Regions from separate parts of the Homo sapiens genome. Here region 2 is linked to region 1. A link is a contact called in ENCODE Hi-C or POLR2A ChIA-PET data. All regions are on one chromosome and are shown on one strand. Each heading gives the region's core, a stretch centred on a gene start or an enhancer-like site at or near the end of the contact. The rest is flanking DNA. Distances are from core to core; before and after follow the strand shown. Region 1 overlaps TRPM2 (transient receptor potential cation channel subfamily M member 2). Region 2 holds the start of CFAP410 (cilia and flagella associated protein 410).

The links. Hi-C counts contacts between places; a loop is a spot of excess contacts on that map. ChIA-PET counts read pairs that join two places held with the same protein, here RNA polymerase II (POLR2A). Pooled maps may share reads with other maps.
Region 2: a loop to region 1 is called in a map with no recorded cell type, with 6 times the contacts of the local background. The contact joins the promoter of CFAP410 here to the enhancer-like site in region 1. A Hi-C loop is called at or near these places in 5 of 168 maps with a recorded cell type or tissue (CD14-positive monocyte, CD8-positive, alpha-beta T cell, heart left ventricle and 2 more), 3 of 37 single-sample maps with no recorded cell type and 4 of 50 pooled maps. POLR2A ChIA-PET finds 5 or more read pairs at or near these places in 3 of 52 experiments (Caco-2, HEK293T and OCI-LY7).

What each region holds. Positions count from the first base shown.
Region 1 is chr21:44,372,835-44,379,153 of GRCh38, forward strand. TRPM2 (transient receptor potential cation channel subfamily M member 2) reads left to right here. Exons shown (of 32, transcript NM_003307.4): 6 at 2,999-3,179; 7 at 4,878-4,939; 8 at 6,163-6,319. Among named protein-coding and RNA genes, the nearest start is that of TRPM2, 22 kb to the left of the region's middle. RefSeq lists enhancers at 4,496-4,995, 4,996-5,497 and a silencer at 5,991-6,196. Within about 2 kb of position 3,022, at least 3 of the 41 ENCODE cell types and tissues checked have a DNase peak (open chromatin) inside an H3K27ac peak, as active enhancers do; they include CD14-positive monocyte, where a contact is called at or near this core.
Region 2 is chr21:44,338,013-44,344,700 of GRCh38, forward strand. It overlaps CFAP410 (cilia and flagella associated protein 410), which reads right to left and starts at 1,378. Exons shown (of 7, transcript NM_004928.3): 1 at 1,106-1,378. The coding sequence starts at 1,182. RefSeq lists silencers at 547-666, 967-1,336 and enhancers at 1,337-1,556, 3,419-4,061, 4,062-4,705, 5,448-6,003.

The sequences.
Region 1 (6,319 bases), core at 1,772-4,271:
CTCTGTGTCCACGGCCCTGCCTTCAGGACGATCCTTTTCCCTGAAGGTTATAGCTTTTAGTCTGCTTGAAGATTTTAAGGAGTCTGACGACCTTTCATTTTATCCCGTCTCTGTCCCTTTCAGTCCAAATTTGCAGTGTTGTTGTTGATATAACATTTGTGAAAACCTTGCAGTCCTCCTTTGAATGCCATAGGAATTTCTGCCAGTAGACAAAAAGGGCTCTGCAGACCTTTCCTGTGATGCTGTCTCCACTCCTGGCTTCTGAGATGGTTGAGTGAATTGCAGTCTCCTTGCCTGGTCTCTTCATCACTAGCAGGAGGTTGTTTAGACACACCCTTGGCCCTCTCTCTTTTTTCTTTTTGTTTTTTTTTTGAGACAGTCTCACTCTGTTGCCCAGGCTGGAGTGCAGTGGTGCGATCTCAGCTCACTGCAACCTCCGCCTCCTGGGTTCAAGTGATTCTCCTGCCTCAGCCTCCTGAGTAGCTAGGTCTACAGGCACCCACCACCATGCCCAGCTAATTTTTGTATTTTTAGTAGAGACAGGGTTTCTCCATGTTGGCCAGGCTGGTCTCGAACTCCTGACCTCAAGTGATCCGCCCGCCTCGGCCCCCCAAAGTGCTGGGATTACAGGTGTGAGCCACTGCGCTTGGCCGTTGGCCTTCTCTTTAGAGTCTGCTTTTCGAACAGTGAATCTCTTTTCATTTTCTGCATTATATGCGACCTGCATTATATGCGACCTGCATTATATGCGACCTGCATTATATGCGACCTGCATTATATGCGACCTGCATTATATGCGACCCGGATAGGCTGAGAATTTCCCACATCATCAAGTCCTGGTTCCATTTTGTCTGTCAGTTTTTCCCTCAATTTCTCTCTTTCCTTTTGCATTTTGTGAGAAGCAGCAAGAAAAAAAAGCCAGGCCACAACTTGAACACTTTGCTTGGAGATCTCTGCGGCTAAATCTTCAAGTTCATCATTTACAGTTCTGCTCTCCACAAAACTGCACAGCACAATTCAGCCAGGCTTTCTGTCACTCTGCAGCAAAGTTGGCCTTCCCTCCAGTCTCCAGTACCACATTTCCCACTTCCTTCTGAGCCCTCACCAGAAGAAGCAACTGTGATGTTCATTTTTCTGCTAAAATTCTGTTCATGCCAGTATATGTATTCTCTCTCTCTCTCTTTTTTTTTTTTTGAGATGGAGCCTTGCTCTTTTGCCCAGGCTGGAGTGCAGTGGTGCGATCTTGGCTCACTGCAACCTCCACCTTCCGGGTTCAAGCAAATCTCCCACCTTAGCCTCCCGAGTAGCTGGGATTACAGGCATGTGCCACCATACCCAGCTAATTTTTGTATTTTTAGTACAGACGGGGTTTCACCATGTTGGCCAGGCTGGTCTCGAACTCCTGACCTCAACTGATCTGCCCACCTTGGCCTCCCAAAGTGCTGGGATTCCAGGCGTGAGCCACCGTGCCTGGCCCGTATATATATTTTCTAAGGCAGCGGTCCCCAGCCTTTTTGGCACCAGGAACTGGTTTCGTGGAAGAGAGTTTTTCCACAGATGGGGGCGGGGTGGTAAGCGGTTGGTTTGGGGATGATTCAAGCACGTTACGTTTATTGTGCACTTTATTTCTATTATTACATTGTAATATATAATGCAGTAATCATACAGCTCACCATAATGTAGGATCAGTGGGAGCCCTGAGCTTGTTTTCCTGCAGCTAGACGGTCCCATCATCTGGGGGTGATGGGGGACAGTGACAGATCATTAGGCATTAGATTTTCGTAAGGGGAGTACAACCTAGGTCCCTCGCATGCACAGTTCACAGTAAGGTTAGTATTCCCATGAGAATCTAATGCCGCGGATCTGACAGGAGGTGGAGCTCGGACAGTCACACACACGATGGGGAGCGGCTGTAAATAGGGATGAAGCTTCGCTCGTTCACCCACCACCCACCTCCTGCTGTGAGCAGCCCAGATCCTCACAGGCCACAGACCATTACCAGTCCATGGCCCAGGGGGTGGGGGACCCCTGCTCTAGGGCAACAAAGCCCTCTCTGCCCTGCTCCTCACTTCCTTCTGAGCCCTTACTGCGAGTTGTTTTTTTTCTGAGACAGGGTCTCACTGTTGCCCAGGCTGGAGTATGTTGGTGCGATCCTCAGCCTTGACCTCCCGGGCTCAAGTGATCTTCCCATCTCAGCCTCCCAAGTAGCTGGGACTACAGGTGTGCACCACCATGCCCGGCTAATTTTTTCATTTTTGTAGACATGAGATCCGCTATGTCGTCCAGGCTGGTCTCGAACTCCAGGGCTCAGGTGATCCTCCCGCCTTGGCCTCCCAAAGTGCTGGGATTCCAGGCGTGAGCCACCGCGCCCGTCTCCGCAAGGCCTTTAATACCACATTCCCACCAACATTCTCTTCAAGGACGTTGAGACGTTTTCCATTCATGGTGCTTCTAAATCCTCCCGTCGTCTCCCCATTGCCGGTTTCAATGCCACTTCCACATTTTTAGGTGTTTGTTGCAGCAGCAGCCCACTTCCTCACCCCAGACCTGTATCCGTTTCCTGTGGCTGCCGTAACAAATGGCCTCAAGCCTGAAACAGCAGCATTGTGGTCTCTCACGTGTCTGGAGGACAGAACTCTGAAGTCAGGGTCACACGTCTGTTTCCCCGCCTCCTCCACTCCTGGGGGGTCCGGCTTTCTCCACTTGTGGCTATGTCACTTGCCCCTGCCTCTGTGGTCCCTCGGCCTCCTCTCCTGTGTGTGTCCCCCACCACCTCTCTCCTGTAAGGACACCTGTGATGGTATTTTGGGCCCACTCGGATCATCCAAGTTAATCTCATGTTTCGATCACATGTGCAAAGTCGCTTTCTCCAATAAGGCCACGTCCACAGATTCCAGGGACTGGGACCTGGTCTCTGTGAGGGCCGGTGTTCAGCCTGCTCGCGTTAGAGAGGCAGAGCTTTCCAGAAGCAGTGTCTGACGCTTCCTGGCCATCCCAGGGCAGCTTCCCCGCCGAGTACATACTGGATGAGGATGGCCAAGGGAACCTGACCTGCCTAGACAGCAACCACTCTCACTTCATCCTCGTGGACGACGGGACCCACGGCCAGTACGGGGTGGAGATTCCTCTGAGGACCAGGCTGGAGAAGTTCATATCGGAGCAGACCAAGGAAAGAGGAGGTAGGGGAGCTTGCTTTCGAGGGTGATTGGGCAGAGAGCACAGTGGGCTGGTCAGAGTGTCAGGTACAGCTGGTCACGACCAGGACGTTCAACAGGCCTGGCGTTTGGCAGAGAGTGCAGTGGGCTGGTCAGAGTGTCAGGTACAGCTGGTCACAGGTCATTCGTGGCACTCGGCAGAGAGCGCGGTGAGCTGGTCAGACTGTCAGGTACAGCTGGTCACAACCAGGATGTTCATGGTACTCGGAACGTCCTCAGAACACACCTGGGTTTCTTTCCCGTGTCTCTTTATACTTTGTTCCAGGAGGGTCATCTTCTCTTGCCCATTTTAGCCAGTGGGAGGGCGGTCTGGGGGGCTGGCAGCTCACCTGTGTGCTCGCAGGTAATGGGCCAACCTACATTTTTTTTGGGACAGGGTCTGGAGCGCAGTGGTGTGATCTCAGCTCACTGTAGCCTCGAACTTCTGGGCTCAAGGGATCCTCCCATCACCCTCCCAAAGTGCTGGGATTACAAGCTTGAACCACTGTGCCTGGCCCTACAATTATTTTAAACCTTGATCATGGTCTGCTCTCAGGTTCAGAAATCAGAATGTACGATAGTCAAAACTTAGGATTTGATACCTTTTTCCTCATAGGTGGGATGGGATGGGTTTGAGGACGTCGGGAGGTCAAGTGCGGGGTTTTGCATATCACTTGAGGAGGGTTCAAAGAGGAGATGGTGAACGGGAGGTGTCTGACCTGTGGCTGGGTGGGCTGGGGTCCCTTGCAGGGTTCCTTGTGCATCGAACTCCCCTGGAGGGTTCCTCACCAGCTTGTGGGCCCCAGCCCCAGGGTCCAACTCAGCAGCTCCAGGTGGGCTGAGAACTTGCATTAGGAGCACGTTCCCTGGTGAGGGCGATGCTGCAGTTCAGGGACCAGGGACCACACTTTGAGAACCCTGCTTGACTAGTAGGAGCACGTTCCCTGGTGAGGACGATGCTGCAGTTCAGGGACCAGGGACCACACTTTGAGAACCTGCTTGACTAGTAGGAGCACGTTCCCTGGTGAGGGCGATGCTGCAGTTCAGGGACCACACTTTGAGAACCTGCTTGACTAGGACATCTGGGGTGGGATGTGTGGGTGAGTGTGTGAAGACGATGGGCCCATGGGGGGCTCACAGACAGAGTTTGCTGCCTGGGGAAAGGGGTTGCCAAGTCCTTCTCAGGCTCCACTGCTGTTGGGCTGGATGAAGTTCAGGGTGGGGCTGGGCGGATGGACACAGGATGGACGTGCCGCATGCTGCTCGCATCCACGCGTGGCAGGTTGTGCCACCTGCTTGGGGCCTCAGCTCTGATTGTCCATAGCCCCTCTCCCTCCCTCCCAAGAAAGCAGGCAGGGGTGGATGGGAAGCAAGCGAGCGGGGAAGTGTGGGTGGCGGGGGGCTCTTGAGTCTGCTCATTGATGTGGAACAGGCAGGTCCCCTGGGAATGTGGAGCTTTGACTTTAAACGGCGACTCAGCACTGGCAAGAGGCCTCCCAGCAGGTGCTTCAGTGTGTGGTTAGGCTGGAGCCAGCAGGGGGCAGGGGAGAGTGCCCTCAGTGCAGGGTCTTGCCCCCCACCTCTGTCCCCTCACTCGGCTCCATGCTTTGTTCAGGTGTGGCCCTCACTCGGCTCCGTGCTTTGTTTAGGTGTGGCCCTCACTCGGCTGTGTGCTTTTTCTAGGTGTGGCCATCAAGATCCCCATCGTGTGCGTGGTGCTGGAGGGCGGCCCGGGCACGTTGCACGTGAGTATGGCCAGGTGGGAGGGGGCATGTGTGGGCCCGTCCTGCTGCAGGCAGATGACTGTCCAAAAGTGCTTGTCTCAGAACTCAAGACTGTTGGCAAGAGGGCGATGAGCTTTCCCACCAGAAGAAGAGAAAGAGCATCTACGCTGTGTCGGGGCTGCTTCTGGGTGGGTGGAGGACGGGTCGGAGGAAGGTGCCTGGAGGAGGAGGCTGGGCTTGGCTATGACTGGGCCATTGACCGGCGTGGAAGGAAAGGGTGGGGCCCCAGGGCCTGGAGTGAGTGGGGCGCCTCTGCTCCCAGGACCTGCTGGGGAGGCTGGGGGGTTTCTACAACTCTGCCCCCAAGATTCCTCCAGGAAGCATTTTTCAAAGTACAGGGCTGTGGCCCCCATCCCAGATCCGTGGTGCCAGCAGCTGTGTGACTGCAGATTTGGCAGGCAGCTTGAATGCGCTGCTCTGCCGGCCTTCCTTCCCGACCCTAACCCTAACTGCTTTGTGGCGTGCAGGGTGCGAGGTGACCTCACCTGCTGTAGGAATGTACGAGGACATATAGCCTGAGGATCTGGAGCAAGAGTATGGGCTTTTGTGAAGGATGGGATCACAGGCAATGTCCCGTTTATGTTTCATGATTGCAGGAGGTCAAAACAGAGCCTTGGGGGCTTGAGGCTGGATGGGAATCCATAGAGCACTGGGTCCTCACTCCCTATGCGTGCCGAGTACCCTTCACGGCTCTTCTGCTGGGGCGGCTGCACCCGCCTCCTTACCCCAGGCCGATGCTCATGCACACGGCAGAGTCCTTCCTGCCAGACAGCTTTGTGTCCAGTCCCTTCCCGAAGTCCAGCACACCCTGGAGCCCAGGTGCCCTCCTCATGGCTCTGCTCTTACTGTGGGCTTTTATGAGGTCGGTAACTCCAGGTCCATGCAGCGTCCCCTTTGCTGCGAGGCCCTCACGTCTGCAGGTCCATGGGCAAAAATGCTGGGAGTCTTTGATTCTGCTGGAGCTGAGGCCTGAGAGGTGCCAGGTGTGCAGCCCCCAGTGTGTTGGGGCAGCTCCCTCTTCCCCCAGAGCAGGGGACGCCACGAAACTAATAAGTGCTTTCAGTGGATCTCGGAGTAGTGTTAGCCAGCTCTGCCCTTAGCTGGCCTTGGAGAATTCTCCATTTCAGAAAGCATCGGAGCGGTGAGGACCCAGTCCCGGGCTCACACCCCCACCTGCCTTGCAGACCATCGACAACGCCACCACCAACGGCACCCCCTGTGTGGTTGTGGAGGGCTCGGGCCGCGTGGCCGACGTCATTGCCCAGGTGGCCAACCTGCCTGTCTCGGACATCACTATCTCCCTGATCCAGCAGAAACTGAGCGTGTTCTTCCAGGAGATGT
Region 2 (6,688 bases), core at 128-2,627, 36 kb before region 1:
TATAAGAGGTCAAGTTCAAAGGGTGAACAGGCAACTTATGAAGCAAACTTTAAAAGCCTGAAACAGGGTTGTTGTTTCTCCCAGCTTAGTGGGAGTACTGACCACCCCATGCAAAACAAAGAAATGCATTATTGAAAGCAAATGACACGGGAATTGTAGCCAAAACACCAGATATGCCAGGGCAGAGAGAAAAGCTTTTTAATTAACAGGGAAGAGCTCACTCTGGGCAGTCTGCGGACACCCCTGGGAGGAAGCGTCTGCTCTCGCTGACCCCCACACCCGCCTGCACGGTGAGGCCAGTTGACACGGCGCGGTCACTCTGCTGAGTCCCCAGGGAACCCTGGAGATCTTGCAGGCCTCAACTCCAGGCTCCCTCTTCTGGAAGCTCCTGGTCTTCCTTGGCTCAGTGAGACTCAGCATTACCTGCCTTTCAGCCTGCCTGGGTCCCACCGCACCCACGTCCCTTCCTGTCACCTGCTAGGAGTACCCTGGGAACGGCCGCCCCCAGTACTGATTACCAACGTGTTTCCTGACTCAGTCCTGGAAAGCTCAGTTCTCTCTCCTATTCGACTTGGTCCCAGTGACTGCTGGCAACCCCAGACAACAGACCCAGCCCACAGGGCACCCGGGGCAAAGGCGGGCCGGGAAATGGGGGGGGGCCCAGGCGACCCCGACCCCCGGCCTCCTCCCCTCCCTCACCCGCGGCTCCTTCGCCGCCCTCGCCCCTGCCCCTCCCCCCTTCCACTCCGCCCCCGCCCCGCCCCGCCCCGGCTCCTCCCTCCGGCTCCGCCCTCGTCCCGCCCCGGCTCCTCCCTCCGGCTCCGCCCTCGTCCCGCCCCGGCTCCTCCCTCCGGCTCCGCCCTCGTCCCGCCCCGGCTCCTCCCTCCGGCTCCGCCCTCTCCCCGCCCCGGCTCCGCCCTCTCCCCGCCCCGGCTCCGCCCTCTCCCCGCCCCGGCTCCTCCCTCCGGCTCCGCCCTCGTCCCGCCCCGGCTCCTCCCTCCGGCTCCGCCCTCTCCCCGCCCCGGCTCCTCCCTCCGGCTCCGCCCTCGCCCCGCCCCGGCTCCTCCCCCCACCCCGGGGCGGCCGCGGCCAGGCCCCGCCTCACCAGCAGTTGAGCTTGCGCACGCTGTGCAGCTCCGAGGCCTTGGCCCGGGTCAGAACCATCTTCCGCGTCAGCTTCATGGCGGCCGCCCAGGCCCGACCGGCGGGCGCCCCCGGCCTCCTGATCCCGGGCGGGTGACGACTGCGCGGCGCGTGTCTCCAGGGGCGGGGCCCGCGTCGTCAGGGGCGGATCCTGAGCCGATTGGCGGCTCGGTGAGGAGAGCGGGGCGACGCGAGCCCGCTGGGGCCGCTTGGGCGCCGCTGACACGTTGGCTCTGCTCCTGCTCATGCGCGGCCTGGGGCGCCCTTCTCTGACGCGATTCTAACGCGACCCCGGAAGCGCGCAGCGAGCAGAGGGTGGGTGCAGGTGGCGGTCCCCGAGTCGGCCCAGTGAGGGCTGAACTGCTGCTCCCAGGAACCGAGCGGGGTGGGCTCGGTCCGACGCGCATCATGGCCGAGTGCCTAGGCCTGACTCTGAGCGCAGGCCTAGCGTGGATGGCATGGGCGCTACACAGCTCCAAGTTACGCGATTCAAACTCTTGGAATAAACCCAGGGCAGCCCTGGGGCTGTGTTGATTCCTTGTCTCCCTCCCTCCCAGCATTTACAGAAAAGACGCATTTATAGGAAAGACGCACGGGCAGGTCCAGCAGAGCCCTTACAAGCATTTCAACCTTTTAGAAATCAGATAAGACCCTCTAAACATCGTTACATGGGCCACAGTTACATTAAGACAGGCGTTCTGACGTTCTGAAACCGCCTTTGCAAAAAATTGTATCGGTGAGAGAAGGTTGGCCTTGAAGGAGATCTGGCCAACCCCCATCTTGCCTTTGGCCTTAAAACTGCCCTTAATTATTCCTGGATAAGCAAAGGTAACTTTGGGAGACATTTATAGTTTAAGTGATAGCAGCCCTTCCTCAAAACTAAACAGCCTTTGTAAAGCTAATGAGACCACTGAAACCGCCTTTGCAAAAATCATAACTGAAGAAATTATGACAGGGGAAGATCTCCTCACCCACCCCATCTTCCTGCTATCCTCTAAGCTGCTTTTGTTCATTCCTGGGTGTAGACCAGACTAGCCTTGGGAAGGAATTTAGTTTATAGATTAAACTGAAACAAAATTGATAATAGCCCTTTCCCAAAAAAACCCTTCTTGCCTGGGGACCAGTCTGCCTTTGTAGGACTAACAAATTAAGCTACGAGATTAAAAATTACAGTTTAGGGGCCATGCAACCTCTGGCGGCAAGAGTCTGAACCTCCCCAAATTGCTTCTGGGAATAACATCACTGTTGCAAAACTTAAGGTCAGTGCTTGAAATATTTTGTAGACCCTGCATTCAGATGCAGCAGATGACACCACCCAAACGGATAATCTGGCTCAACCATGTGTGTGATCCCACCCAGGGACAGAAGTCAGCCAGAACTCATTTTGACCCCCTATGATTTAATCTTCGACCTGACCAATCAGCACTCACCACTTTCTGAGCCCATACCCGCCAAATTATCCTTAAAAACACGGATCCCCGAATGCTTGGGGAGACTGATTTGAGTGATAATAAAACTCTGCTCTCCTGCACAGCCAGCTCTGTGTGTATTACTCTTTCTCCATTGCAATTCCGTTGCCTTGATAAATCGGTTCTGTCTAGGCAGTGGGCAAGGCGAACCCATTGGGCGGTTACACTACCAGCCTAGAAGGATAGAGGAGCATGAATTCCACTAAGATGCAGATGTAAACATTCGTCAGCCATTATTCTGGAGGTCACAAGATAAGCTACTTCCCCAATTACTCCTGCAGGTAACATCACTATTGTACCTTTGCAGGTTTCTTGCATGTCTCACACGGATGGATCCAGCTAAATGTCTTGCCAACAGCTCCTGTGGCCCCACCCAGAAGCCATGCAGCACAAAAGGACCAAAAGGACAGCTAGATTTCATCTCGCACCTAACCAATCAGCACTCCCCATGCCCTAGCCCCCTGTTCACCAAACTACCTTTGAACAACCCCTAACCCATGAGCCTTCAATTGTAACCGAGCAGCTTAGCAGCTGTGAATCCAAAATATCTGAGACAGGACTCAATCTGTTTAGAAAGTTTATTTTGTCAAGGTTAAGGACAAGCCCATGACACAGCCTCAGGAGGTCCTGATGACATGTGCCCTGGGTGGCTGGGGCACAGCTTGCTTTCATACATTTTTAGGGAGACATGAGACATCAATCAATATGTGTAAGATGGAAAAAGAAGAAAAAATATATGTATAAGATGTACATTAAGCCGGGCGCGGTGGCTCACGCCTATAATCCCAGTACTTTGGGAGGCTGAGGCAGGTGGATGGCCTGAGGTCAGGAGTTCGAGACCAGCCTGGCCAACATAGTGAAACCCTGTCTCTACTAAAAATACAAAAAATTAGCTGGGCGCGGTGGTGGGTTTCACTCGTGTCCATGTGAAGAGACCACCAAACAGGCTTTGTGTGAGCAATCAAGCTGTTTATTTCACCTGGGTGCAGGTGGGCTGAGTCTGAAAAGAGAGTCAGTGAAGGGAGATAAGGGTGGGGCCGTTTTATAGGATTTGGGTAGATAAAGGAAAATTATAGTCAAAGGGGGGTTGTTCTCTGGCGGGCAGAGTGGGAGTCACAAGGTGCTCAGTAGGGGAGCTTTTGAGCCAGGATGAGCCAGGAGAAGGAATTTCACAAGACAATGTTATCAGTTAAGGCAGGAACAGGCCATTTTCACTTCTTTTATGGTGGAATGTCATCAGTTAAGGCGAGAACCAGCCATCTGGATGTGTACGTGCAGGTCACAGGGGACATGGTGGCTTAGCTTGGGCTCAGAGGCCTGACAGTGGGCGCCTGTAATCCCAACTACTTTGGAGGCTGAGGCAGGAGAATCGCTTGAACCCGGGAGGCAGAGGTTGCAGTGAGCCGAGACTGTGCCATTGCACTCCAGTCTGCGCAACAAGAGCGAGACTCCGTCTTAAAAAAAAAAAAAAGATGTACATTAGTTCAGTCTGGAAAGGCAGGACACCTTGAAGGCCGGGTGGGGTTGTGGGGGTGGAGGGAGGCTTCCAGCTTCCAGGTCATCGGTGGATAAGAGACAAAAGATTGCATTCTTTTGAGTCCTTTCACTGAATACACAATTTGGTCTAGCTTAGTAAATCTGCATTTTTACATAAACAATAAGGCAGAGAAAGCAAACAGATAGGCATGTGTCTCCGGTGAGCAGGGGGATGACCTCCTGTCCCACACCTGTGAAGATCAGCTATCAGTTTACATTCCAGGGTGAAATTCAACAGAACTGTTTGAGGGTAAAGATCTTGAGGCCCACAAGGAATTTCCTTGTGGGCAAATTGTGAGGGAGCTTCATAGCTTTTTATCTTTGTAGCGATCTTATTTAGGAATAAAATTGGAGGCAGGTTTGCCTGATGCATTTTCCAGCTGACTTTTCCCTTGACTTAGTGATTTTAAGGTCTTGAGCTTTATATTCCTTTCACACAGCTAAGCCTCAAACCATGTTTTAAAACTTTTTCCCCTTTCCCCTTTCCTCCTCCTCCACCCTAGTCTGAAGATGTAACTGAGACAAGCTGCTTGTGTTACCTTCCATCTTGAAATACAGCCTGGGAATGTGAACCTCCACTCCGTTCCCATCCTGTGCTCTCAGGCCTTATGCACATTTAGTTTACCTGGATGCCTGTTAAGCACACACCATGCTCACTTATCTGGTCATCTCTTTGCTTGGAAGCTTCAGGGGTCAGCTCCTGAAAGGGACCGGACACCTCATTCTGTCTCCAACAAGATTACTTCAAGGCCAGAACTCACTCTCGGCCTTGAAGTAATTGAGGACTAAACTCTGATTTTTCTTTTTTTATCTTGCCCAAATTCCTAAAGGGCATGGACAGTCATGCCCTACAAACCATAAATTCTCATCAGATGGGTTTTATTTAACCTTCTATATCGTGGTGTTGACAAAAAGAGTCAAACTCTGTAAAATATTTTAAGAGATTTATTCTGAGCCAGATATGAATGACCATGGCCCGTGACGCAGCCCTCAGGAAATCCTGAGAACATGTGTCCAAGGTGGTCGGGGCACAGCTTGGTTTTTTACTTTTTAGGAAGGCATGAGACAGCAATCTAATACATTTAAGAAATACGTTGGTTTGATTCAGAAAGGCGGGACAACTCAAAGTGGGGGCTTCCAGGCTATCGGTGAATTTAAACATTTTCTGGTTGACGGTTGAGTTTGTCTAAAGACCTGGGATCCATAGAAAGGAAATGCTCAGGTTCAGATAAAAGACTGTGGAGACCGCTGGGCACGGGGGCTCACGCCTGTAATCCCAGCACTTTGGGAGGCCGAGGCGGGCGGATCGCGAGGTCAGGAGATCGAGACCATCCTGGCTAACACGGTGAAACCCTGTCTCTACTAAAAATACAAAAAACAAACAAAAAAATTAGCTGGGCATGGGGGCGGGCGCCTGTAGTCCTAGCTACTCGGGAGGCTGAGGCAGGAGAATGGTGTGAGCCCGGGAGGCGGAGCTTGCAGTGAGCCGAGATTGCGCCACTGCACAGAAAAAAAGAAAAAAAAAGACTGTGGGGACCAAGGTTCTTTTGAAGTCTTTAATGGCTGCCCTTAGAGACAATCGATGACGAATGTTTCCTATTCACACCTTTAAAAGGTGCTAGACTCTCAGTTAATCTCGTCAGGATTGGGAGGGCCTGGAAGAAAAAGATCAAGCTATGTGAATAGAGATTCCTTCCAGATGCACATTTTCTCCCACAAAGGACGGCTTTGCAGGAGCGTCTCAAAATATGGCAGGAAACATGTTTCGGGGTAAAATATTTTGATTTTATTCCTTGTCATGTTATGCCAGAGTCAGATTGGAAAGTAAGTTATGACATATAGGGTTAAATAAAACCCGTCTGATGAGAATTTATGGTTTGTAGGGCATGACTCTCCATATCCCTTAGATAGGAATATAGGCAAGAAAAAAAATCAGAGCTGGCCAGGCGTGGTGACTCACACCTGTAATCCCAGCACTTTGGGAGGCCAAGACGGGCAGATCACGAGGTCAGGAGATTGAGACCATCCTGGCTAACATGGTGAAACCCCGTCTCTACTAAAAATACAAAAAATTACCTGGGCGTGGTGGTGGGCACCTGTAGTCCCAGCTACTTGGGAGGCTGAGGCAGGAGAATGGCGTGAACCTGGAGGGCGGAGCTTGGCAGTGAGCCGAGATCGCGCCACTGCACTCCAGCCTGGGCCACAGAGCGAGAATCCACCTCAAAAAAAAAAAAAAAAAAAATCAGAGCTTAGTCCTCAGGTTGGTGTAAGATGTGGGATGACAGAAAAGTCTCAGAGCAGTGCCTTCTGAGCTCTTCTACACCAAGCAGGCAGAATGTTCACTGCTAATGAGTCTGGAGCTGGTCCCCAGCAGTGGTAGGAAGCTTCCAACAGGCTCAGGCTGTGGGTGCTTGCAGGGGCACAGTGTGACGGCCACGGGCCTCAGAGCTCTGGTGGGCTCACGAAGGCTCCACTGGACCTACGTCACAGCCTTGGCCCCCTGCCCAGCCCTGGGCCTCCCTTCTTACAGGGGGTGAGTT